2 separate regions of the Homo sapiens genome follow, and region 1 is linked to region 2. A link is a loop called in an ENCODE intact Hi-C map of the cell type or tissue named here. Cell type or tissue: mammary epithelial cell. All regions are shown on one strand. Each heading gives the region's core, and the rest is flanking DNA. Links, peaks and the distances in the headings are about the cores only. Region 1 overlaps ADCY9 (adenylate cyclase 9). Region 2 holds the start of LOC124900373 (a long non-coding RNA gene).

What was found. A loop is a pair of places that touch in the nucleus more often than their neighbours do. Peaks named below come from ENCODE experiments on the same cell type or tissue, not always from the same donor. Only the 100,000 strongest peaks of a DNase experiment are listed, where the experiment ranks them.
Region 1: a loop joins it to region 2, with 2.3 times the contacts of the local background. A loop is called at or near these places in 3 of 110 quality-filtered maps.

The regions. Positions count from the first base shown.
Region 1 is chr16:3,977,987-3,990,218 of GRCh38, reverse strand. It overlaps ADCY9 (adenylate cyclase 9), which reads left to right. Exons shown (of 11, transcript NM_001116.4): 6 at 1,123-1,225; 7 at 6,779-6,987; 8 at 10,944-11,103. Among named protein-coding and RNA genes, the nearest start is that of TRIDDENT, 34 kb to the right of the region's middle. RefSeq lists enhancers at 2,478-2,977, 7,248-7,770, 7,771-8,294. In mammary epithelial cell, for the core only: a CTCF peak has its summit at 7,033 (motif pointing left); a DNase peak (open chromatin) is centred at 7,018.
Region 2 is chr16:4,046,901-4,059,132 of GRCh38, reverse strand. The region is part of intron 2 of ADCY9 (adenylate cyclase 9); the gene reads left to right. It overlaps LOC124900373 (a long non-coding RNA gene), which reads left to right and starts at 4,513. Exons shown (of 2, transcript XR_007064957.1): 1 at 4,513-5,098; 2 at 5,312-8,861. In mammary epithelial cell, for the core only: no CTCF peak of the experiment used is centred there; DNase peaks (open chromatin) are centred at 5,122, 6,232 and 7,332; H3K27ac peaks cover 2,527 bases.

The DNA.
Region 1 (12,232 bases), core at 3,509-11,508, 70 kb after region 2:
TCTGGGGATTACAAGGATGAGCCACCGCGCCCAGCCTCGTCTAATTTACTTCTGATAGTCACTGTATGAGGGAGAGAGGCTAACACAGCTATATTTGCTTTCTGAAATCATGTTAACGTTCCCTTAGTTTCTAGTAATTTTCTGCAGTATAGAAAGGATATTACTATTTGCTGGCAATTCATAAATGAATGAAAGAGTCATGGAAAGCGGGGTTGATTTCCCTGCTATTAAAATCACTGAGCTTTATCATTCTGCAGGTTTCACATGCAATCTGCATATGTGACAATAGCACCAAAATTACGCTAACTATAAACACAATTTTGTGATAACAACCTGTTAGCTTTTACGGTGGCAATTACTGTCAGTGCTCTGAATGACAGGACCGCCGGTTCTGAATTATGTTTTCGTTTGAAGCCTCCAAATCCATGTAAGTACTCTCAGCACAGTGATCTGCGTGTTCTTCACAAAAGATTGTTTCAAAGAACAGAAAAGCTGCCTTCATCTTCTCCTAATCCTAGACATTAGGAATGTGTTTTCAAAAACAAGCCTCAGCAGCTCACGCTGTCATCCCAGCACTTTGGGAGGCCGAGATGGGTGGATCTCTTGAGCCCAGGAGTTCGAGACCAGCCTGACCAACATGGTGAAACCCCGCGTCTGCTAAAAAATACAAAAATTAGCTGGGTGCGGTGGCAGGCGCCTGTAATCCCAGCTACTCAGGAGGCTGAGGCAGGAGAATTGCTTGAACCTGGGAGGCGGAGATTGCAGTGAGCCAAGATCGCTGCGCCATTGCACTCCAGCCTGGGCGACAGAGTGAGACCTTGCCTCAAAAAAAAAAAACCCCAAAAAACCAAGGTTCTGATGATGTGTGCTATAATCATGGTGGATGGTCATTCTTTAACGAAGGTGAAACACAAAATATGATTATGCTTTGAGGTGCGAAGGACTTTCCACAGATCTGTTTTAACAAGGGGCAGCTGAGTGGCGTCTGTTCCACAGGCGCTTTTAGACGCAGCTGTTGTAATATACCTAATGAGCAGCGTTTTGGTAGCTAATTATGATCTGAAAACATTGGCACAGTTATGGTGCTGGGTATTGATCGACTGCATTTGTTGTGTCTTCTAGCCTGATGAAAGATTACTTTTTTAAGCCGCCCATTAATCAGTTCAGCCTGAACTTCCTGGATCAGGAGCTGGAGCGATCCTACAGGACCAGCTATCAGGAAGAGGTGCGTTCATTTCTCCTTGCGCTTTTACTAAAGAATGTGTTTGTTGTTCTCACATGGTCATTCACTGTTAGTTTTGTGCTTTACCAAGGGATGGGAACACGAAGGCGAACATTGATTTCCCACACTCTGTAAACCCTAAGTGGCAACTGTACATGAAATGTCTCTTTGCAAAGGAGGAAAAAAACCCTTTCTTTAGTCCTTTGTCTTAAAGCGCAGCCTCGCCATTACTAGCCCCTTTCCTCTGCCGTGGCATCTCCAGGCTATCCCCAGCCTTGGAAGGGGCCCCCCCACCACAACCTGTCCTGAAAGGAAACCCCCAACCTGCCCTGGAAGGAAACCCCCCCACCTGCCTTGGAAGGGGCCCCCACACCTGCCCTGGTAAAGGAACCCCCCCCACCTGCCATGGAAGGGGTCCCCCACCTGCCCTGGAAAGGAACCCCTCCCCACCTGCCCTGGAAAGGAACCCCGACACCTGCCCTGGAAGGGAACCCCCCACACCTGCCCTGGAAGGGAATCCCCCACACCTGCCCTGGAAGGGAACCCCCCACCTGCCCTGGAAGGGAACTCCCCACCGACCTGCCCTGGAAGAGCCCCCGTCCCACCTGTCCTGGAGTCTTGGGTGAGACTCTTCTCTGTTGCCCTCCCTGCTTTCTTCCCCTGAGAAGGGCCCAGGAGGCCTTCACCTCTCTCTCTAACTCCGGCTCCATGTTCCCTCTCCCGCCCCCACCGCCTTAACCCCTTGTACTTGACTTCTCAGCCCATCACCCAATCCCACTTCCTCCAAGAAGCTCTCCCCGACTGCAGACTGGATTGTACTTCCCTTCATACACTTCCTTCTCCGTGTGTGCCCCATTTTGGAATCTTTCCGTGTGTGGTTCTGGATTCGTGTTCCTCCCTCCCTAGATGCTCAGCTCTGTGAGGTAGGACCCCCGTCTCTCTCCTCCAGCCCCTCCTTACAGCCTCCAGCACAGTCCCAACACCCATCTCTCTCCTCCAGCCCCTCCTCACAGCCTCCAGCAGAGTCCCAGCGCTCACAAGTGCTCCTTAGGGGGTTGCTGGAAGGAATAATACAAGAACCTAGAGCCTGGTTTGAATCCTGGCGGCTTCCAGACTGCATTCTCTCCTCTGGGCCCAAACCTAACCTCTGAGTGTTCCCAAGTCAAGAGTGGATGCCCTCCCCACCCGGAACAAAAGGGATTTCTCACTCTGATTCCCTTGGTTCCTCCAGCAGGTCTTCATTAAACTCCGTGGTGTCCTGGCTTGGGCTCTAGAGAGACCCTGGTGAGCCCAGTAGAGCCAGTTCATGCCTCGTGGGGTGGGAGGTGCCCCCTTCCGTCAGCCTCCAAGGGACAGTGAATATCCGTTAATGTCCCAGACATGGCTCCCGGAGTGGACTTGCAAGTTGGCAGTTGGCTGGTTGGTGGCCCGTAAGGCAAAATATCGTCTCATTTAATGCTCATAGCAATGCTGTAGGGAAGCTGATGATTATCCTCCTTTTACCAAAGAGCTGACGCTGAGCAAGGCTGAACAGGTGGCTGTGGTCCCATAGCCGGGGTCGGACACGAGTGGTCTGGCTGCCAAACCAGGCGTCCGGGCCGCTTCTCGCCCTGCACTGCTGAGCCTCCCAAACAGCAGACACCTTTGCCATGCCTTCCTCCAGGCACCAAATGTACGCTCAGCCTCTGCTCTGCCAGGGACTGTTCTTGGTGCTGGGGAAGGGGGAAAGACGTGGCCTGATGGGGAGCAGGAATTAGAAACAACATCCGGAGCTGGAGGTCTGCGAGTGCCCTCCCAGCACACGGCGAGGCACCAAGCCCAGGCTGGGGGCTCCAAGGGGGGAACTCCTGAGCCTGCCTCAGTGGGGGGACTAGGAATTAATGGAATGTGGGATGAGGGAACATTCTGGAGAGTGGGGCCAGCACCCACAAACGTTAGAGATACCAAAGAGCCTGGTTCGTCCAGGGAGTTGCAGGCGCATCCGGGGCAGGGTGGGGCAGGAGTGGCAGGACGTGGCAGGGGCCAGGTCACGGCTCCCATGCCATGGACTTTATGCCACAGGCCATGGGGAGCTGTTGAAGGATCTGGAACAGGTTGTGTTACAAAGATCACACAGCTCACACCTGTAATCCCAATTACTCAGGAAGCTGAGGCAGGAGGATCACTTGAGGCCAGTAGATAGACCAGCCTGGGCAACATAGTGAGACCCTGTCTCTTCCAACAAAAAGAAGAAAAACATGGCCGGGCGCGGTGGCTCATGCCTGTAATCCCAGCACTTTGGGAGGCTGAGGCGGGCAGATCACCTGAGGTCAGGAGTTCGAGACCAGCCTGGCCAACATAGTGAAACCCCGTCTCTACTAAAAATACAAAACTTAGCCAGGTATGGTGGCGGGCGCCTGTAATCCCAGCTACTTGGGAAGCTGAGACAGGAAAATCGCCTGAACCCGGGAGGCGGAGGTTGCAGTGAGCCGAGACCATGCCGTTGCACTATTGCACTCCGGCCTGGGCAAGAAGAGTGAAACTCCGTCTCAAAAAAAGAAAAAAAACAAACATGTATCAGCTGAGTTTCGGAGGGTGATAAGAGTGTGGACAAGACAGGAGGCCACATGACAGGTGGGAGGCTGTTACCGAAACTCAGGGCAGGTGGCCACAGGGTCCCGGTGGGGAGGAAAGGAGAGATGCCAGGACAAGGGAGCCTCCCAGCTGGCCCGCGTTTGGGGACTCATTGTGCTGGGGGCTCCACGTGGGTGCGTTCTTAGCCGAGCATCCCACCGCCCACAAGGTGCAAGTACTGGTTTATCCCTGGTTTTGGATAAAGAGACTGAGGCATGGACGCGTGGGTATCATAGCTAATCATGGTGGAGTGGCCTTGAGCCCAGACAGCCCGGCTGCAGAGCCTGTGCTCTGATGATGGTGGGACGGCCGCACCCGGAGGCCCTGGGATGTGGGTAGTGAGCAGGGCGGAGCCTGGCCCACGGTGCCCTGGCAGCCAGTGGCACTGTCCCTGGGTTTCGCCCATGGGGAGAGAGGGCGAAAGAGTGTCATGATGTGGGGGAGCGTCGTTCTCAGTGGGACTGGGACAGGTGGCACTCCCGGGATGCACAGGGGTGGGGCAGATGGGCCTGGGAGCCTCTGGCATCAGGGCCAGGGGTGGCCCAGAGGGGGAGGCTGTGGCAGGGACAGGTGTCTCTGGCAAGTAGCAGGGCAGGCAGGAGAGACTGCAAGGGAGGTGGAGGGAGGAGCGGGGCCTCTGGCAGCGTCCATGGATGGGGCAGTTCTACAGAGGAGATGGCAGCCCCAATCAGGAAAGGCCCTGTACCCGAGCCCTTGGCTTGGAAGGTGGGAGGTGTGGGCTCTCAGAAGGACGGCAGCCCACGTGGAAACCTTCCGGCCTCACATGTGGGCAAGGCAGTGATGTCTCAGGGACATCACATGCATGCACCCGGCCCTGACTCGAACCCCTGACGGGCACTAGATGGAGCCCCACAGAAAGGGGACGTGCGTGGGCCTCTGCCAAGGTGAGTGGGCATGGGCAGTGTCGCCCCTGAAATTCCTACACCTGGCCGGGTACAGTGGCTCAGGCCTGTAATCCCAGCACTTTGGGAGGCCGAGGCAGGCAGATCACGAGGTCGAGATAGAGACCATCCTAGCCAACTTGGTGAAATCCCATCTCTACTAATCATACAAAAATTAGCTGGGCGTGGTGGCGGGTGCCTGTCCTCCCAGCTACTCCAGAGGCTGAGGCAGGAGAATTGCTTGAACCTGGGAGGCGGAGGTTGCAGTGAGCCAAGATCGCGCCACTGCACTCCAGCCTGGCGACAGCCAGATCCCATCTCAAAAAAAAAAAAAAAAAAAAGGAAAAGAAAAGAAAAATGAAAAAAAAGAAATTCCCACACCTTCTGAGGGGATTCCAGGGCTGGGACCTGACTTGCCCTTTTGGGCACTACAGAGCCTCCAGCTTCCTTGGAGAGAATTTGGAACCAAACCCTAACCCCCAGGTTGCCCTGGCAGGGTCCAGCCTGGCATCAGGGCTGACTGGCAGCCTTGCTCCCACCGTCCAAGTGCCCCTCCTGCCCTCCCACCTAGTTCCTGGGAGTGGTCGAGGCACCCGGAGCTGGTTTGTCCCAAAGAACGCACACCGCACCCAGGGCTGCCAGGAGACCTTTCCGCTCCGTGCGTCTCCAGCTCCTGCCCTCAGCCCCGAGCCTGGCCGGGATGCTGAGTGGACACCCATGGCCTCTCAGGGGTTGCCAGAAGGTTGCAAGGCCAAATGGAAAGCAGCTGAACTGGCTACATCCCTTCCTCTCCCAACCACAGCCTCTGCCTTTGGATCCTACACCTTCCTCTAGGTTAGGGACACACTCAGGAGTCAACCGGTCCATGCCAAGTCCTGGCCTGGCTCCTTGTTCGCTGTGTGCCCTAGGGGTAGCCCCTGGCCTTGGCCTCCCAATCTGTACACCGAGATGGGTGGTAGTTCCTGCCTGTGGGGTGCCGTGAGCGTCAATGGAGATCGCACCTCCCCAGAGCCTTGCAGGGCCTGGGCCTGGTCACCTCTTGGACGTGTCAGCATCGTTATTTCTCCCCCTCAATTGCCGAACACTAGTGTGTGCCTCTCTAGTGTACTGGCCCCCAGCACAGAGCCAGGCCCCGTAGGTTCCCAGGCGATGATGTGCCACTTAAATCCCCGTCGGCCACTTCCGCCACGAAGCCCCGCTTTCGCACCTGCTGAACCTAGGACTCCGCCATGCAGCAGGACCGCCCTGCACATTGCTCTCGTCCAACTGCCTTACAGATGCAGGGACCTCACCTGCGCCAGTCAGTAACTCATCTTGCAGCTAAATATATAATGTGTCTATGAGAATGTGCTGGGTCATAATCAGTTGCTCTGTGACCCTGGCAGGGTTTTTTTTGTGTTTTTTTGTTTTCGGAAACGGTATAATTCTGCAGTGGTGTGATCATAGTTCACTGCGGCTTCAAACTCCTGGGCTCAAGCAATCCTCCCACCTCAGATCCCAAGTACCTGGGACTACAGGCACAAACCACTATGCCCAGCTAATTATTTTATTTTTTGGTAGACGGGGTCTCGCTATGTTGCCCAGGCTGGAGTGCAGTGGCATGATTATAGCTCACTGCGGCCTGAAACTCCTGGGCTCACACAATCCTCCTGCGTCATCCTCCTGAGTAGCTGGGACCACACTCACGCACTGCCATGCCTGGCTAATTTTAAAGTTTTTTGTAGAGATGGAGTCTCACTGTGTTACGCTGGCCGGGAACTCCTGGGCTCCAGCGACCCTCCTACGTCAGCCTCCCAAAGTGTCGGGATTACAGGCGTGAGCCACCGTGCCCAGCCCCCTGGGCAAGTTTAACTTCTCTGTGCCTTGGACTCCCCAGTGTTAAATGGGGTAGTAGAGGGAGACAGCCCTCCGAGAGCCTTCCTGCCCTGTGCCTGGCCCAGAGCAGCAGTGCTCCGCACGTGTTGCCTGTTTCTCCATCTGAACTGCGCTCCTGGCCGCCCATGGCCTCCCAGTCATTCTGCTCCACTCCTGCTCCACACAGGTCATAAAGAACTCCCCCGTGAAGACGTTTGCTAGTCCCACCTTCAGCTCCCTCCTGGATGTGTTTCTGTCGACCACAGTGTTTCTGACGCTGTCCACCACCTGCTTCCTGAAGTACGAGGCGGCCACCGTGCCTCCCCCGCCCGCCGCCCTGGCGGTCTTCAGTGCAGCCCTGCTGCTGGAGGTGCTGTCCCTCGCGGTGTCCATCAGGTAAGCGCCGCGTGGACTGGGTCTCCAGCTCTGAGCCGTTAGCTCCCTCTTCTGGCTCCATGGCTTATGGCTGAGCGGTTGGACTGGTCCCCAGCCAGCTGTCCCTGCTGGCTGATTTCTGGAGATGGGTCCCCGTGTCCTCCCCGAGCCCTGTGCCCCAGCATCCTCCCTCCCTGACGTTGGCCCAGATGCGGGGGGACCACCTCGCTGGAGGGGGCGGTGCCTCCACAGCCCCAACCGCTGCCAGCTTGTCCCCAGATTTCCAGGTTCAGAGACTGCAAAGGAGAAGGTGAGAAGATAGGAAACAATCTGGAGGAAGGAAAGGAAAAGACATGAGCGGGGGTAGTGGGCCTGGGACAGCAGGCGCCTCTTCAGAGTACCGGAGCCAAACAGCATCTCCACGCACTTGCCTCAGGCAGTGGTCTCTTGGATGTGACGCCAACAGAAGAAAGAATAGACAAGCCCAACTTCCTCAGAAGTTAAGCTGTTGCGCTACAAAGAACACCATCAAGAAAGAGAAAGAACCCACAGAACGGGAGGGAACACTTGCAGATCAGGCCTCGGACAAGGTCTAACATCTAGAATGGATAAAGAGCACACATAGCCTGATAATAAAAAGACAGCTCATTTTAAAGGGGACAGAGGCTCCGAATAGACCACAGGTGCGTCTTGGGAAAGCTGGGCCCTCGGGACCAGCCTGGCTCCCTGAGGGGGCTCGCAGCGGCTCTGTATTCCTGAGCAGGAAGGTGGCCCTGTGTGGTCCCCGTCCTGGGCACCACAAGCCCCTTGGGTGGTCCTGTCACCCTCAACAGGATGGCTGCCGGCCTAGCAGAGTCCCACTAGCAACGGTGCCCCGGAGCTGGGCTTCAAACAGACATGGGGAGGCAGCCCTGACCTTGAGCGTCTGCTGCCCTTATCCAACATCCCAGGGCAGAAATGAATGGCTTTGAGTCTGGCGTGAGGCGCCGGAATGCTGGCTTCTCCCATCTGGGGTGGGCAGGCTGGGATTCCTGCCCCCTCCTTCCCACCTGCACTGTACCCAGGACCCTTTCAGCTTCCTCCGAGGCCGCCATGGGCCATGCTGTCTGTGGCGTGTGCTCAGTGTTTCCCAGAACTCCCTGTGGGCTCATGCCCCATCACCCCCAGCGAGCAGCCCTCTTCCTGGCACAGCCTCCCCTCCTGCCTCAGTGCCCTCCTGTGCTTCTGGGGACCCCTCCCAAAGGAGCCGTCGCCTGCAAACCCTTTCAGGGTCCACTTCCCCAGAACCCAAACCAGACATCCTCAGGCCCCTGGTTGGTTTGTTTTTCCTCTTTAAAAAGATCAGCTTTAGGCTGGGCATGGTGGCTCATGCCTGTAATCCCAGCACTTTGGGAGGCCAAGGCAGGTGGATCACCTGAGGCTGGGAGTTCGAGACCAGCCTGGACAGCATGGTGAAACCTCATCTCTACTAAAAAATACCAAAAAAAAAAAAATAGCCATTCTTGGTTGTGGGCACGTGTAACCCCAGCTACTCGGGAGGCTGAGGCAGGAGAATCAACTTGAACCCAGGAGGTGGAGATTGCAGTGAGCTGAGATCGCACCATTGCACTCCATTCTGGGTGACGAGCAAAACTCCATCTCAAAAAAGAAAAAAAAGAAGATCTGCTTTATTGTGACATGATTTATATACAATAAACTCATTCAAGTGGACAACTCAGTGATTTTTAGCAAATTTGAAGAATTGTATGAATATCACCACTATGTAACTATCGGGCACCTCCATCACCCCAAAAAGAAACCCATCCTCATGGGCAGTCACTCCCCCAGGTCTGCCTTCCCTGGTCCACCCCCAGGTTTTCCTCTAATGTGGGTAGCTGTAGCGTCTTGAGGGCTCTGAGGCCAGCATTGTCTCCATTCCTTTTTACTTTCACCCTTTAGCTATTATTCCCTGCTCCTTCAGACCCAATTCTAAAGCATTGAGGGCAACCCCGGTGTAGACTGCCGAGGGCTGGGGTGAGGTGCGCTGGAACTGCCTGCACAGACATACTCCCCAAGGATCTGGTGAAGGTGGTGGCTGCTGCACCCCTGAACAGGCCTGTGGTGGGATTTGGTTCCATTTACCAGGAATCGTCAAGCCTGGGAGAGGCCCAGACCCTGAAAGGCTTCCCTGGCCCCTCTGAGGGCCGTGTTGAGGACCCCAGGTTGACGGGAACCTGCGCTGTGGGGTATACGGGCACCCCATCCCTTTCCTGTACAGGAGGAAAGCCAGGCGCCTCCTCAGTGACTGGCCCAGGCCCCGCCCGTTGCCTCCAGGAGGCTTCCTGCATCACCCTCTCTGCTCTGCCCCAGCAGGCGTGAGGTCTCATTTTCAGATCCCTGCAGTCTCAGGGACCAGCATGAAGGCCCCCTCCAACCTCACATCTTTCCCGCTGCTGACTGGGAACTTGGTTCCCTCTGTCCCCCCTCCTAGGGCCTCTGTATTCTGCATATTTGTGGTTATTCTTGGAAGTATTCCAAAGTCTTCATTATCCTTTAAATATCAGGAAGCCAGGGCTGTCCAGGACCCTAAAAGGGTGAGGCTGTGCCTGCGTCCATGTGGGGAATGGCTGGAGAGTGAGCGTTCCCTCGCCTGGCCACACCACGCAGCCAAGAGGGAGAGGCATGGTAGGTGTTCAGGCCCGAAGGCTGGGGGCGGGGGGCTCTGTGCCAGAGGCTTTTTTGCTGTTCAGTCACAACAGCGGCCCCCGCCCAGCCTCTCCTGAGGCAGGGACAGCAGGCCTATCCCCAGCTCCCTGGCAGCAAGCTTGAGAGAAGGACTGTCTCCCCACGAGGACCCCACACCTTCTCTTCACCTCCCCATGTGGCCCCACCATGGCCCAGGGGTCCTTGGACTCAGCCAAGACCTGTTCCTCCTCCTCACAGTGGTTCTTGGCCCGCACACTCAGCTGCTTCTTTATACAGAAACTTTTATTGTGTCAACATCACACTCCTGAAACGAAGCCCGCTAGACACACGCCTGCAAAAGGAGTCAGTGAATACAGTCGCTCTGCTTAGAAGGACAAAGTCTTTTAAAATGAAATACGTGGTGCTGGACCTCACGTACAACAGAGCCCCGCTGTCTGGAGAGTCCTGAAGCCGCCAGCTAGAGGTGAACATGCACGATGAACATGACAGCCCAGATGCAGACGGCACGCGTGTGCGGGTTTGGTGGTCTAAGCGCCACGAGCCAGGTTCAGCCTGTGGTGTGATTTTCTGAAACACTGATGATGATGCCCCAAACAGCAGAGACCACTGTCACTCAGTTTCCACAGGAGCTGCGCTCCAAGAAAATCCAGGGTGTGTCAGCACCACCACAGAGCACCCTGTTTGTAGCTGGGACACAGCCTCTGGGCTAAGATGCTGTCAGCAGCCTTCTGCCTTTGCAGGTGCCCAGGGGCTTGGCTGCTGTGTGGGGTGCAGGGCAGAACCTCCCTGGGTGGCACCTGCCCACATGCAGGACAGCTCTGTCCCTGGCGCCTGCCCACCAGATGCCAGGACCGCCTCTTCTGCTGCGACAACTGCACGGGCTCCACAGAATTCCAGGACGCCTCCAAAGCTGCCCCCGTCAAGACCTCCTGCCTCAGAAGCTGATGGGAGCCGGTGACGGCAACGTGGTGGCCCCCAGGAGACTCTCCTCAGGGCCTGTGATACTCTCACGTGTTCTGTTAGGCGAGCGAAGCATGTGCTTTTCACAAGCATATTTTATCACAACGCAACATGTGACCCTAGAATCAGGTACAATGAGCTAAGCCTGGCTTCCTTGCCTTCTACCAAAAGTGAGGGAGGTAGACTCCCACCCCACGCCTGCTCTCACGCCCATCCCAGGGGCAACACGGGAGAGAGCAGAGGGCGGCGCTGGCTGCGGCCTCGCACCTGTCTCCTGGCCGATGACCCACCCCGGGCCCCGTCGCTCCTGCTAACCCCCATGCCTCTCGCAGGATGGTGTTCTTCCTGGAGGACGTCATGGCCTGCACCAAGCGCCTGCTGGAGTGGATCGCCGGCTGGCTACCACGTCACTGCATCGGGGCCATCCTGGTGTCGCTTCCCGCACTGGCCGTCTACTCCCATGTCACCTCCGAATATGAGACCAACATACACGTAAGTAAAGGCTCAGCCGTTTTATTTCCACGCTCTCCTGGACTCCCTAATCTCTCTTTTCTTTAAATCACTTGGGATAGCAATTTAAAAATAAACCCTTTGGCCAGGCATGGTGGCTCACGCCTGTAATCCCAGCACTGTGGGAGGTGGAGGTGGGCAGATCACAAGGTCAAGAGATCGAGACCATCCTGGCCAACATGGTGAAACCCCGTCTCTACTAAAAATACAATTAGCTGGTCATGGTGGCAGGCGCCTTTAATCCCAGCTACTTGGGAGGCTGAGGCAGGAGAATCGCTTGAACCTGGGAGGCAGAGGTTGCAGTGAGCTGAGGTTGCACCACCACACTGCAGCCTGGGTGATGGAGCGAGACTGCGTCACAAAATAAAATAAAATAAATAAAATAAAATAAACCCTTGAAGAGGCACGAACTCTTTTACTCTCCTGAGCCAGCTTTTTTAGAAGCCGACTTAGCATTGGCCTGCCCAGATGCTCACGCCCGGGCAGTGGCCGGGCTGGGGAGTCCCCGGTGGGCACGAGTCCCTGCCAGTGTGGCTTCTTCTTCATCAAGTTCCAAATCAGTTATTTTCCTTCACATTTTACAAAGAAGCGTCTGTCCCACCTTTCCTAACCATGCGAGAAGCATACCTGGCACACAGAATTGACTTGTGCCCGGGTCGGCTGCTGCTGATCAGGAAGGGAACTGTGCTAAACTCCGTGGAGAGGGAACCAGCACGGCCGTGGGAGATGATCCTTCTGGTGCAAGTGAGCATGAGCTTCCGGGCGGGCTGATGGTGTTTGACACTTTAGCCCCAAATCACATCTCACTGGGCCCCAAGGAAAAGTGTTTTGAAGGAAACTGATCACACAGCGTTTCTCAAACAGGGAGGCCTCCCTTTCCTTTCCACGAAGACACGTGCCATTTCCCACACCTGCAGAAGAGTGTGATGCCATGTGAACAGGGAGCCTCACGCCGGGTAGGGAACCTAGAGGCTTGATCTGTCCTTGACACTGCCCACTAGCAAAAGTAAGACTGACTGCAGATAGTGAGCAATTAGCTGGTATCGGTGATATTTTTAGGTTACACAGAAACATGGATTAGGCCGGGAGCGGTGGCTCATACCTGTAATCC
Region 2 (12,232 bases), core at 2,148-10,147:
ATTAAAGGCGTGAGCCATCGTGCACGGCCGGTTTTTCTTCCAACTTTCTAAGTACTATAAGCTTGTTGTAAAATTTGGCAATATAGAAATGTATAAAATGGAAATGAAAATCTTTACTAATCCCATCCCTTAAAGATAGCCACTGTTAATAAGTTAGTGACTTGCTTTCCAAGCTTTAATCATCTTTCTTTAATCATCATATTTTTGATTATATCCTCTTACCAAAGTTCCTTTACCCCTCACCACAAAGGTTTCTAATTCAGAGACTTCCTTTAGCTCCCTTGATTCAAGGAGATAAAGTTAATTAGCAATCAGGAGATGAGGAGCCCTTTCCTGGCAAGGACAGAATTCTAAGACGGAGGGATTTTTAGCTCCTCGGTGGACTCAGTTCCGCTGCACCTTTTGCAGCATCTTGCCTGCTGGGTCTCCTCTCTGCAGTTTTCTTGTTCCCTGGCCTTTTATCCTCCTGATCACACATACCTTCCCAGGTTCTCCAGGAAAGTAGTGGATCAGTCACTTCCCCCTGCAACGTCATTGTAGGCATGATTACATCTTGGAGTGTTCTCTCAACAAGAGTCAGTGTAGCATGGGGTTCCGGGCCTGAGCTCTGGTGTCACATTGCTTGGAGTTCAAATTTCAATTCTTCTTCTTTTTTTTTTTTTTTTCTTGGAGACAAGAGTTTCTCTGTTTCCCAGGCTGGAGTGCAGTGGGGCGATCTTGGCTCACTGCAACCTCTGCCTCCCAGGTTCAAGTGATTCTCCTGCCTCAGCCTCCTGAGTAGCTGGTACTACAGGTGCACGCCACCATGCCTGGCTAATTTTTGTATTTTTAGTAGAGACGGGGGTTTTACCGTGTTGGCCAGGGTGGTTTTGAACCCCTGACCTCAAGTGATCTTGCCACCTTGGCCTCCCAAAGTGTTGGGATTACAGGCATGAGCCACTGCGCCCAGCCTCAACTCTCTTTTTTTTTTTTTTTAGACAGAGTCTCACTCTGTCACTCAGGCTGGAGTGCAGTGGCATGATCTCGGCTCACTGCAACCTCCACCTCCTGGGTTCAAGCGATTCTTCTGCCTCGACCTCCCAAGTAGCTGGGATTACAGGTGCCCACCACCACGCCTGGCTAATTTTTGTATTTTTAGTAGAGATGGGGTTTCACTATGTTGGCCAGGCTGGTCTCGAACTCTTGACCTGAAGCGATCTGCCCACCTTGGCCTCCCAAAGTGCTGGGATTACTCAACTCTCCTTCTTAGAGTCCTTTGTGACCTTGGGTTCCCTGGGCCTTGGTTTTCTCATCTCTGAAGTGGGGCTGGGAGCAACTCTTGCAGCACTGGGTTGGAACGTGCTGGCCACAGTGCTCACACATCGAGAACACGCCGTAAATGCTCCCCGGGCCTCCGCTTCCTGGTGTCGTCATCCTTATTCAGAATGAACAAGAAATCACTCCTTCAGAGTAATGTTTCAGACAGAGGAGAGAGCTTTGTGGGGGCCCTCTGGCGTGCTCACAGAAGCTTTGGTATTCGTCAACCACTGTAGGAGCCAAGCATTTCCTACAGAATGCAGGGAGCAGGGCTGGCGGGGAGATAGTGCGTGAAAAGAGAGGCTGGTGTTGGGAAAGAAACAGAGACAGAACGGTGGCCGGCGGACAAACGACAATAAGCCAGGATGATGGTGTCACTGCAGCCGGGTGCGGAGTTTCTTTCTGGGGTGATGAAAGTGTTCTAGGTTGATGGTGGTGATGGTTGCACAGCCCTGTGTGAATATGCTAGACACCACTGAATTGTACCCTGGAAACAGATGAATTGTACGGTATGTGAATTATATCTCAATAAAGCTGTTATTAAAAAAAAGATGGACAGTCCCAGCTACTCAGGAAGCTGAGGCAGGAGTATTGCTTGAGGCCAGGGGTTGGAGGCTGCAGTGAGCCGAGATTGCACCACGGCACTCCAGCCTAGGCAACAGAACCAGACGCTTCTCTTTAAACAAAAACCTAAACAATTGTAGATTTTTTTAAAATGAGGCTTTTTGTTTTTTTTATGCCAAAACCCTTCATAGACATGAAATAACAGAAGAGTAAGATTGGCGGGGGGGGGGGGGGCGGTTTCATCAGTACAGGTTACCTGAAAGAACTGAGTTGTTGGTCTGACCTCTGCTAGGACTCGCCATGTGTCATGGCAGGCCTGGCACCTGAAGGAGAGCTTTAGCAATTTGCACTCACATCATCCTGGACCTCAGCCTGGGTGATGGTCACTGTCTTGAGACAGCTTCAGAACAGGCAACCTGGGTGTGGCCGCCTTGTCAACCAGAGATAATAAAAACACAGGTAAACCTCTGCACCTCCATCGTCATGCCGAATTATAACAACAGCACATATTTGTTGAAGTCTTACTATGCACTAGGCACAGTGCTGAGTGCCCATGATGCAGAGGGGAATTTGAGAGTGTCAGTCATTTCTGCCCCTTCGGATCACGCACTGCTTTCCAGTGTTCCCAGGAGACCAGTTTTGAGGTTAGAATTCTGCTTCTTACAGTGAGGACTGATTCTGACTCCTAGGAGGACGAAAGCCCCTTTTAAATTTACTTTGGCTGGGTGTGGTGGCTCACGGCTGTAATCCCAGCACTCTGGGAGGCCGAGGTGGGTGGATCACTTGAGGTCAGCATTTTCAGACCAGCCTGGCCAACATGGTGAAACACCATCTCTACTAAAAATACAAAAATTACCTAAGTGTGGTGGTGCACGCCTATCGTCCCAGCTACTTGGGAGGCTGAGGCAGGAGAATCCCTGGAGCCCGGGAGCGGAGGTTACAGTGAGCTGAGATTGCATCACTGCACTCCAGCCTGGATGACAGAGTGAGACTCGTCTCAAAAACAAAACAAAACACAACAAAACATTACTTTGAAGCCACAGCATTTTGCACAGGTAGGAAAACTGCTGGGCCTGGAGATCTTCTATAAATATGTTGAGAGCTGATGTTGAAGAGATTATTGAAGAATCCTGATGTCACAGAATTTTCTATAGACAACCTCCTTGCGGGGAGGGCGCAGCTTTCGGGTTCTGTATCGCACAACACCGGCTGGGAGCTCCCTGCATGTGTGTTTCCAGCACTGCCTGTCTATGGGAGCTAAGGAAGTGGCTTCAAAACCGCTTGCCAGAGACGCGCAGTCACCCAGTCGTTGCAGCGCTTGTACTTGTGGGAGCTGTCTTGCAGGCTCAGGCATCTTTGATAAGGAATTCCTCATACTTAGAAGTGGCACCTTTGTTCTGCTGGGGAATTGTTCCCAAAAGGTATCTTTTTTTTTTTTTGAAACGGATCCTCGCTCTGTCGCCCACGCTGGAGTGCAGTGGCACCATCTCGGCTCACTGCAAGCTCTGCCTTCTGGGTTCATGCCGTTCTCCTGCCTCAGCCTCCCAAGTAGCTGGGACTACAGGCGCCCGGCGCCACGCCTGGCTAATTTTTTTGTATTTTTAGTAGAGACGGGGTTTCACCGTGTTAGCCGGGATGGTCTCGATCTCCTGACCTCGTGATCCCCCCACCCCGGCCTCCCAAAGTGCTGGGATTGTAGGTGTGAGCCACCGCGTCTGGCCTTTTTTTTTTTCCTTTTTGAGACAGAGTCTTGCTCTGCTGCCCAGGCTGGAGTACAATGGCCTGATCTTGACTCACTGCAACCTCTACCTCCTGGGTTCAAGCAATTCTCCTGTCTCAGCCTCCCGAGTAGCTGGGATTATAGGTGTGTGCCACTATGCCCAGCTAATTTTTTGTATGTTTAGTAGAGACAGGGTTTCACCATGTTGGCCAGGTTGGTCTTGAACTCCTGACCTCAAGTGATCTGCTCGCCTCAGCCTCCCAAAGTACTGGGATTACAGGTGTAAGCCACCACGCCTGACCCCAAAAGACATCTAAAAAGGCTTTTTCACTTGTGAAATCTGCTGAATAGAGCTGGCTTCCTGAGGCCTGGGGGCCCTTCCCGGTGTGGAAGAATGGCTCTGCTGTTGGCTACCACAGTGCTGGGGCCTGTACTCCCACCTCCTCTGCCTCTGTCTGCCTTGTGTGCCTCCCCTTCCGCGGGGGCCCTGCTCTCTGCCTCTTTCTGACCTTCCAGAGTTTTTGAGGTGTGAGTGTGTTGTTGAATTTCATTTACATAATAATTAAAGAGTCAGGGTTTCATGATCTACTGATGTAAAACCCGCAAAAACCCTAAAATCTCGAGTGGTGTTGTACAGCATGTGGGATTCTTTTGTATAACTTGATGATTTTCAAAATATCCATTTCGGCTGGGCACAGTGGCTCACACCTGTAATCCCAGCACTTTGGGAGGTCGAGGCAGGTGGATCACGAGGTCAGGAGATTTAGACCATCCTGGCTAACACAGTGAAACCCGTCTCTACTAACAATACAAAATTAGCCGGGCATGGTGGCGGGCACCTGTAGTCCCAGCTACTCGGGAGGCTGAAGCAGGAGAATTGCTTGAACCCGGGAGGCGTAGCTTGCAGTGAGCCGAGATTGTGCCACTGCACTCCAGCCTGGGTGACAGAGCGAGAGTCCGTCTCAAAAAAAAAAAAAGAAAAAAATCCATTTAATCAGAGCCATACTTGTTGATTACTACAGGTGCTTCCCGTATCTAATACCTCCAGCAAGAAGGTTTGCGAAATGGGCAGAGAGTAATAGGAAGAGTTTCAGGAAGATGGTTTGAGTGAAAATCATTTCAGAACCGAGCCCTGCGAAGTCTTGGTTTCTGCAATCCACCACAGTTTGGGAAAATCGGGAATTTTGTTTAGTCCATTTCTATTTTTGTGCACCACAAATATGTAAACAAAGCTGGGATCTTCGTCGGGGGCGGAGGGAAGGGCGACAGAACCCTGACATCTAATACTGGTCATCGGTATTTCCATGTGTTTCCTGATCCCATTGTCTCTGCTATTTAAATTAATTAATTCCACAAGTATGCACTCAGTAAATATTGTGAGCCAGGCACTATTCTCGGCTCTGTGGTTGCATCAGTGAACAAAACAGACGCTAATCCTGCTTTCGTGAGCCATCTATAATAGAATGGGCGAGTCAAGAAATTGACACATGCATTAGAAAAATATGTAGCGTGTCGCTGGTAAGTGCTTGAGAGCTCATCAGGGAAGGGCAGGAGTTTGTGGAGTGGGGGTGAGGGATGTGGGGTGGGGCGGGGCAAGGGTGGCAAGAGGCCTGGGGCTGCTGGTTGCAACTGTAACCAGAGTGGCCAGGGAAATCCTTGCTCCTCTGGGTAATGCCCTATCCAGAAGACCCTTGCAAATTTCTAAAATGCTGTGTTTTATTACCGAGAAAGAGTCGTCTGGGAGCTCTCCGAGGCAAATAACTTTTGAAGTTGGCATGAGCAGGATATTGTGCAATGGGGCTCACTGGCTGCGTCCCAGGCCTCCGCATCTGATGTGAACCACAGCTTTGCAATCGGGTCCCCGTGCCATCCAAAAATATTTTGTGACCTTGCCGGTTGGCAGTTTTTTAAAAATGTTATTTTCAGTCTCCAAAAAAGGGAAACATCAAAGTGCAGGCTGTCCACTCCTGCCCTTCTTGATAGACACAGACAGCTGGGCCACACAATCAGCCATTGTGGCGACAAGTGCCCAACTGTTATAAATAGACGGCGGGCTCGCACGTGAAGCGCTCCAGAGGAAGGGCAAGTGCTCTGGGGACACTGCCAACTGCTGTTTCCGTCGAGAGCTCTTCTCAAAGATCAATATTATTTTATGTCTCAGTGACTGAATTTGAAAAAACGACTGTGAAAGCACCTGGTAACTTAACTGTCTCCAGGATTCCATTCCAAACGCATCTTCTCTCTTCACTGTTAATCTTAGATGTTTCCCATGCTTATTTAGTAATCATTGCCTGACGGCCCACTTCACTGCGATTTACAGTCTCTTGCGGCTCACTTGAAATGGTAGAGTTATGGATAACCGCGCTGGTGTATGTGCGTGTGATGCGTGGCCGGAAGCGCATGCCCATTGAATAATCACGTTCGTCCCACATCTTAGCCCCTCTTCCAAGACATGTTTACTATCGTTTACGTGTGACATGTCAAAACATCTTAAAACTATGCCACGCATGTAATAGGCTCTCAGTGATTAAAAAATCAGTTTGTCTCTTAAGGAGAAAAGAATAACAGCATGTGACTCTTGTGAGTCCCTGACAAAGAATCTGTTGTTCCCCGTGCACTTGAAGAGCCGCTCATGTCAAGAAGCAACTTGTGATTATGCAATGTGTGACTTAAGGCATTGTCAGATGCGTTCGGCTGAAACGGGACCCCGCCCCAGCAGTTTGCCTTACTAAGTTAACATGGTAGGTCAGATTTTAGTATTGTAGAAAAAGCCACATTCAATATTCTTTGAGTAGCATATTTATTTCCTAGGGCTACTGTACCAAAGTACCTCAAACCAGGTGGCTTCAAACAACAGAGTTACACGCTAGTTGATATCTAGTGATTCAAAGAACAGAATTCCACACTAGTTGTTATCTAGGAATGCGGAGTGAGTGATAGAGGGGGTTTTGGTGGCGTTATATTCTAATTTTGAAGTAAGTTTAAATTTACAGAGATGCTCCCAAACAGTATAAAGAATTCCCAAATACTCTTCACCCAGATTCCCTGAATTAACATTCCGACATGTTTGTCTGTCTGTCTCTCCACATACACACATCCCTTTTTTCCGGAATAATTTGAGAATAGACTGCAGAGAGTGCCTCTAGATTCTCCTGTGTGGGTTTCCTAAAAACAAGGACGCTGTCCCGGATAGCCTGCACCGACCTGCCCAAATCAGGACGTGGGCACTGTCACACCATGCCACCAAATGCAGAGGCCCCGGAGCCCGCCCAGGACCACAGGCGCCGTCTGTGTCAATGGCTCTCGAGTCTCCTTCAATCTGGGGCTGTTCCTTCGTCTCTGTCTTTCACGACCTTGACATTTTTTTAAGAGAACAGGCCAGTTACTTTGTAGAATGTCCCTCGGTTTGGGCTGGTCTCATATTCCTTCATGATGAGAATCAGGTGGTAGGTTCCTGGCAGGAGAGTCCCTGCAGGGTTGTCACGACAGGAACGCACACAGGTCTGATCAGTCCCATTTCTGGAGAAGTTAACTTATCATTTGGTTGAGGTGGTGTCTACCAGGTTTCTCCACTGTAAAATTAATTTGTTGGTATTTTGTAATTATCAGTTAAAAAGTACTGTTTCTGGTGGGGAGATTTTTTGGGGACTCGGAAAATATCCTGTTTCTCATTAAGCTTTTTGCCCATTTGTTTTAGCATCCTGGGATGATTCTTGCCTGAGGGAATTAGTATGAGCATTGCCAAATGGTGATGTTTCTAGTTGCATTGTTTCTTTTGCATTGATTAGTTGGCATTCCACTGCAAGCTGGAGCTTGCCTGCTGTCTTTCTCTCCTTCCTATCAATACACTCATAGACTCCTATTTTACCCATTGGGTTATAATTCATTACCATTATCATTTGCTTCGATACCCAGATTGTCCCAGATTTGGCCAAAAGCAGCGCCTCCAAGCTGGCCCCTGTGTTCTTTTGATGTGTTCATGTCATTCTTTGAGCACATCTTTACTTCTTCTTCTTTTTTTTTTTTTTTTAGATGGAGTCTTGCTCTGTTGCCCAGGTGGGAGTTCAGTGGCGTGATCTCTGCTCATTGCAAGCTCCGCCTCCCGGGTTCACGCCATTCTCCCGCCTCAGTCTCCCGAGTAGCTGGGACTACAGGCGCCCGCCACCACGCCCGGCTAATTTTTGTATTTTTAGTAGAGACGGGGTTTCACTGTGTTAACCAGGATGGTCTCAATCCCCTGACCTCGTGATCTGCCTGCCTCAGCCTCCCAAAGTGTTGGGATTACAGGTGAGAGCCACCATGCCTGGCCAGGTTTTTTCGTTTTTGTTTTTGTTTTTTTTGAGATGGAATCTCACTCTGTTGCCCCGGCTGGAGTGCAATGGCGTGATCATGGCTCACTGAAACCTCTGCCTCCTGGGTCCATGCAATTCTCCTGCCTCAGCCTCCCATGTAGCTGGGATTACAGGCGTGCGCCACCACACCCAGCTAATTTTTGTATATTTAGTAGAGATGGGGTTTCACCATGTTGGCCAGGCTGATCTCCAACTTGTAACCTCAGGTGATCTGCCTGCCTCGTCCTCCCAAAGTGCTGGGATGACAGGTGTGAGCCACTGCTCCCGGCCACATGTTTAGTTCTTGGTTCTAGGCTCACCCGGAACTTTCCTTGCTCCAGCCCTGGAATCAGCCATTTCTCCAATAAGCCCTGGTTCCTTTTAGTAGAAAGTGGTTTTTAGAAACCAGGATCTAAGTATTAGGTGTGTTCACGCTACTGGGCTATTACGGCTACAAGGACTTCTCAAGCAGCGTAGTTAGGAATTTTTTTTTTTTTTTTTTTTTTTTGAGACGGAGTTTCACTCTTGTTGCCAAGACTGGCATGCAGTGGCAGGAACTTGGCTCACCGCAACCTCTGCCTCCCGGTTCAAGCAGTTCTCCTGCCTCAGCCTCCCTAGTAGCTGGGATTACAGGCATGCGCCACCACGTCCGGCTAATTTTGTATTTTTAGTAGAGACGGGGTTTCACCATGTTGGTCAGGCTGGGTCTCAAACTCCTGACCTCAGGTGACCCATCCATCTTGGCTTCCCAGAGTGCTGGGATTACAGGCATGAGCCACCGCGCCTGGCATAGCTAGGAAATTAAACATATGCATGTACTTCCCTACACGTACACATATGTTTGTACATACACACACGGGCACACATGCGTTTGTAGTTCTTTGTATCCATCTGTCCCGCTCGTATCTATGTATCCATTCATCTCATATAAAAATCATGATACCATCCAAGTCAAATGGTTTGTTTCAGCTTTCTCCCCTTTCCTTGGCTGTGCCCCTCTTTTCTAACAATAACAGTAACAGCTCTTATCATATTAACTGTTTTTATTTATTGACCCTTGTATGTCACCAGTCTTCTGACATGCAGGCCATCCAGTCCATGTTCCTGGCCCAGGAACATGGCAGCCAAGGGTCCCCACCCCCACTTCGGCCCCCAACAGTGGACTCTCGGGATAGTTCTTTTTTTTTTTTTGAGACACAGTCTCACTCTGTCACCCAGGCTGGAGTATAGTGGTGTGATCTCGGCTCACTGCAGCCACTAACTCCTGGGTTCAAGCAGTCCTCCCACCCTAGCTTCCTGAGTAGCAGGGACTACAGGTGTACACCATCATGCCCGTCTACTTTTGTATTTTTTGTAGAAACAGGGTCGGTCTTACCTTGTTGCCCAGGCTGGTGGATAGTTCTTTATAGCAGTAGCCTAAACAGAAAAACATATACAACATAAGCTAAGAAAAAGGCCTCCCTTATCGATATTTCTGGGTTAATCTGAAAGATTTTGAAGTCTGGAAGAATCAGCTGGTTGTTGGTAAAGGGACGGTGGACATGAAGGATGCGGAAGGGATGGGTTGGAGGCGGGAGGTGAGTTTCATGTGGTGTTTTTGACTCAGAGGGTCACTTTTATTGTTCTGCCTTGTAGTCAGAAGAAAAATCTTTTCACGTGGTTTCGGCTCAGAAGTATGTTAGAAAGTAGACTACAGAGACTGAAGGTGACATTCCAGAGACTTTTTAAGGATAATCTGGCCAAAGGTGTTTACTATTTGATTAGCCAGCATCCTTGGGCTCGGCTAGGGTCTTGGTCTGGTCTGAGAACATGTTGGGGGATTGTGCCAGTGTCGGTGGTGGGTGCCTGTGCCTGGTCATCTATGGGCAGCTAGGGGTGGGTGCTGCCCCTTCCGACTTTCTCTCCACTGCAGAGACGAAGCCTTCAGCAGCATTTCCCTGGACCCTCTTCTCTCTGGTCCCAGGTCAGGTTCTGTACAGCAATGGAAAGCAGGGGAGAGGATGCCCACGCTGTGCGTGGCCGTTTGGAGCAGACTCAGGGACCAGTGGGACCTCCTCTTCTGGGTGAGCTTGGCAACCACTCTTTTAGGAATTCCAGTTTGTAATGCCTTCCGGGTGAGCCCTGTGAGTCGCTTGCTCTTAGTAGTGTCCTTTGCTGCCCCAGCCTTCTGCTTCCCTGTATTTAAAACCTTTCTGAGCCAGGATTACGATTTCCTGATACCATGACTGACCCTTGGTCGTTATGAGTCCTGATGGTCCCAGGAGCTTTTCCTTCATTTGCTTGGGTTTTGAGTTGTGAGCTGGAGACCAGGGGTTTTGCTTGATGGGGACATTCCTGGCTCTTCTCCTGGGGAGTGACCATGGGCCCTGCCTAGGTGAGATCCTCTGGATTGTGAGGAGGGACTTGAGCAGCCCTACTAGAGTGCCGTCTATGGGAACCCTCAGCATCGCCTGTCCAAGCCAGCATCTAGTGGACGCTCACGCTGTGTGAGACACTGAGCTTATCCAGCAAGGGCAGAAATGGCAGCTCTTGGGAAAGAAGGGAGTGGGGCATCGCTGTGTCTCCTATTATTTGCCATTGTGGCCTCCCTCTCCAGGTGCACCGAGGGGCCTATCTGTGTGATTCTTGCAGGGGTACTGACGTCCGTTTCATCTCACCCGTGTCCCTCTACAAGTGCAGGAGTTGTAGGGCTATGTTATTCTTAGGTAGCTTAATGGATCCATTTTCATAATAAACTCCATTTTATTTTGTTTGCCATTGTACTGCCATTTGCGGAACAAAGAGAAGTTATATAAACCACAGAAGGGGGAGAATGTGACCCAGGAATAAACTGTTGTGTTTCACAGTAAGTGTATGGAACTAATTTAGAATGATTTTTCATTGTCAAACAAAGAACAAATGGAAATTTGAACAATGCATGGTTACTTTTAACAAAGACTTCATTTTAATGTTATTAGTGTTTTCTCATTTTAAAATGGCAGTGCAAATATAACCTTAAAATAGGGTTTATGACTAATTACATTTCTTTTTTGTATGTCTGACAATTTCCAATTATTGGGTGTTTGTGTTCCCCAGCCCACCCTCCCCCAAAAATGACAGGGAACAGAAACCAGTGAAAAGATCTCTCTTTGGCGCCCTTCCCAGACTAGGACCTGTTTTGTTCAGGGTGAGCACAGAGGAGAACTGGGTCCTCTTGTCAGGCTGAAGGGGACGTCACAGAAGCCCCAAGTGGGTCACGGCAGAGCGTCAGCCAGAACCTCCAGGGCTCACTCCCAGGCCTCAGTCACCAGATGCTTCGTGGCTACCTGGGTAAGGGAGGGTTCAGGGCAAGTTAGGGACTGCAATGAGAAAACAACACACTCTGGCCGGATGCGGTGGCTCACGCCTGTAATCCCAGCACTTTGGGAGGCCGAGGCGGGCGGATCACCTGAGGTCAGGAGTTCGAGATCAGCCTGGCCAACGTGGATTTCAACCAAGGACCTGCTTGGTCATAGATTTCAACCGAAGGACCTGATTGGTCATGGATTTCAACCAAAGGACCTGATTGGTCATGGATTTCAACCAAAGGACCTGATTGGTCATGCAGACAGAACTTTGAAGGCTGTCATGGGTTGTGTCCATGTTGTTTGGTTTTCCATCTTGAACGAATACCAGTGTGCGTCTAACAGCTCACACAGAAGCCCATTGGTTACAAAGGAATTGCAATTGTCAATCCAATTGCCCCCCAGGGAGAACTGAAGATTTTTTTAAATAATGTCTTCGTAACAGCTGTGTAAGTCCCCCAGGCCCTTAACTAGAGAAACCACATCACAGAATTTTATTTACTTTATAAATTCTAATATTTTAGAATTAAGATAATTTGTAGTTTAGATGATTTTTGCTAAGCTAGCTCTCTCTTTCTTTTTATCTCTTCCTTTCTCTCTTTTCTTTCTTTCTTTGATGGAGTCTCAAAAAAAGGAGAAGGGTGTCCAAACATCCTGGATGAAAATGGCTCCATGCTGTCATAGAATTTTATTTACTTTATAAATCCTAATATTTTAGAACTTAAAAAAGATACTTTGTAGTTTAGATGGTTATAGTTAAGCTATTTCATTTTTTTTAAAAAACGAAGAAATTAGCATTCAATGTCTGCCTAGAAACAATCTTATATACAGTCCTTATGTACAAATCTTTTTTGTGGAATATGTTTTCGTAGTTTTTTGTTTTTTGTTTTAGATTGGGTCTTGCTCTGTTGACCAGGCTGGAGTCCAGTGGCGTACTTATAGCTTACTGCAGCCTCGACCTCCAGAGCTCAGTCAGTCCTCCTACCTCAGCCTCCCAA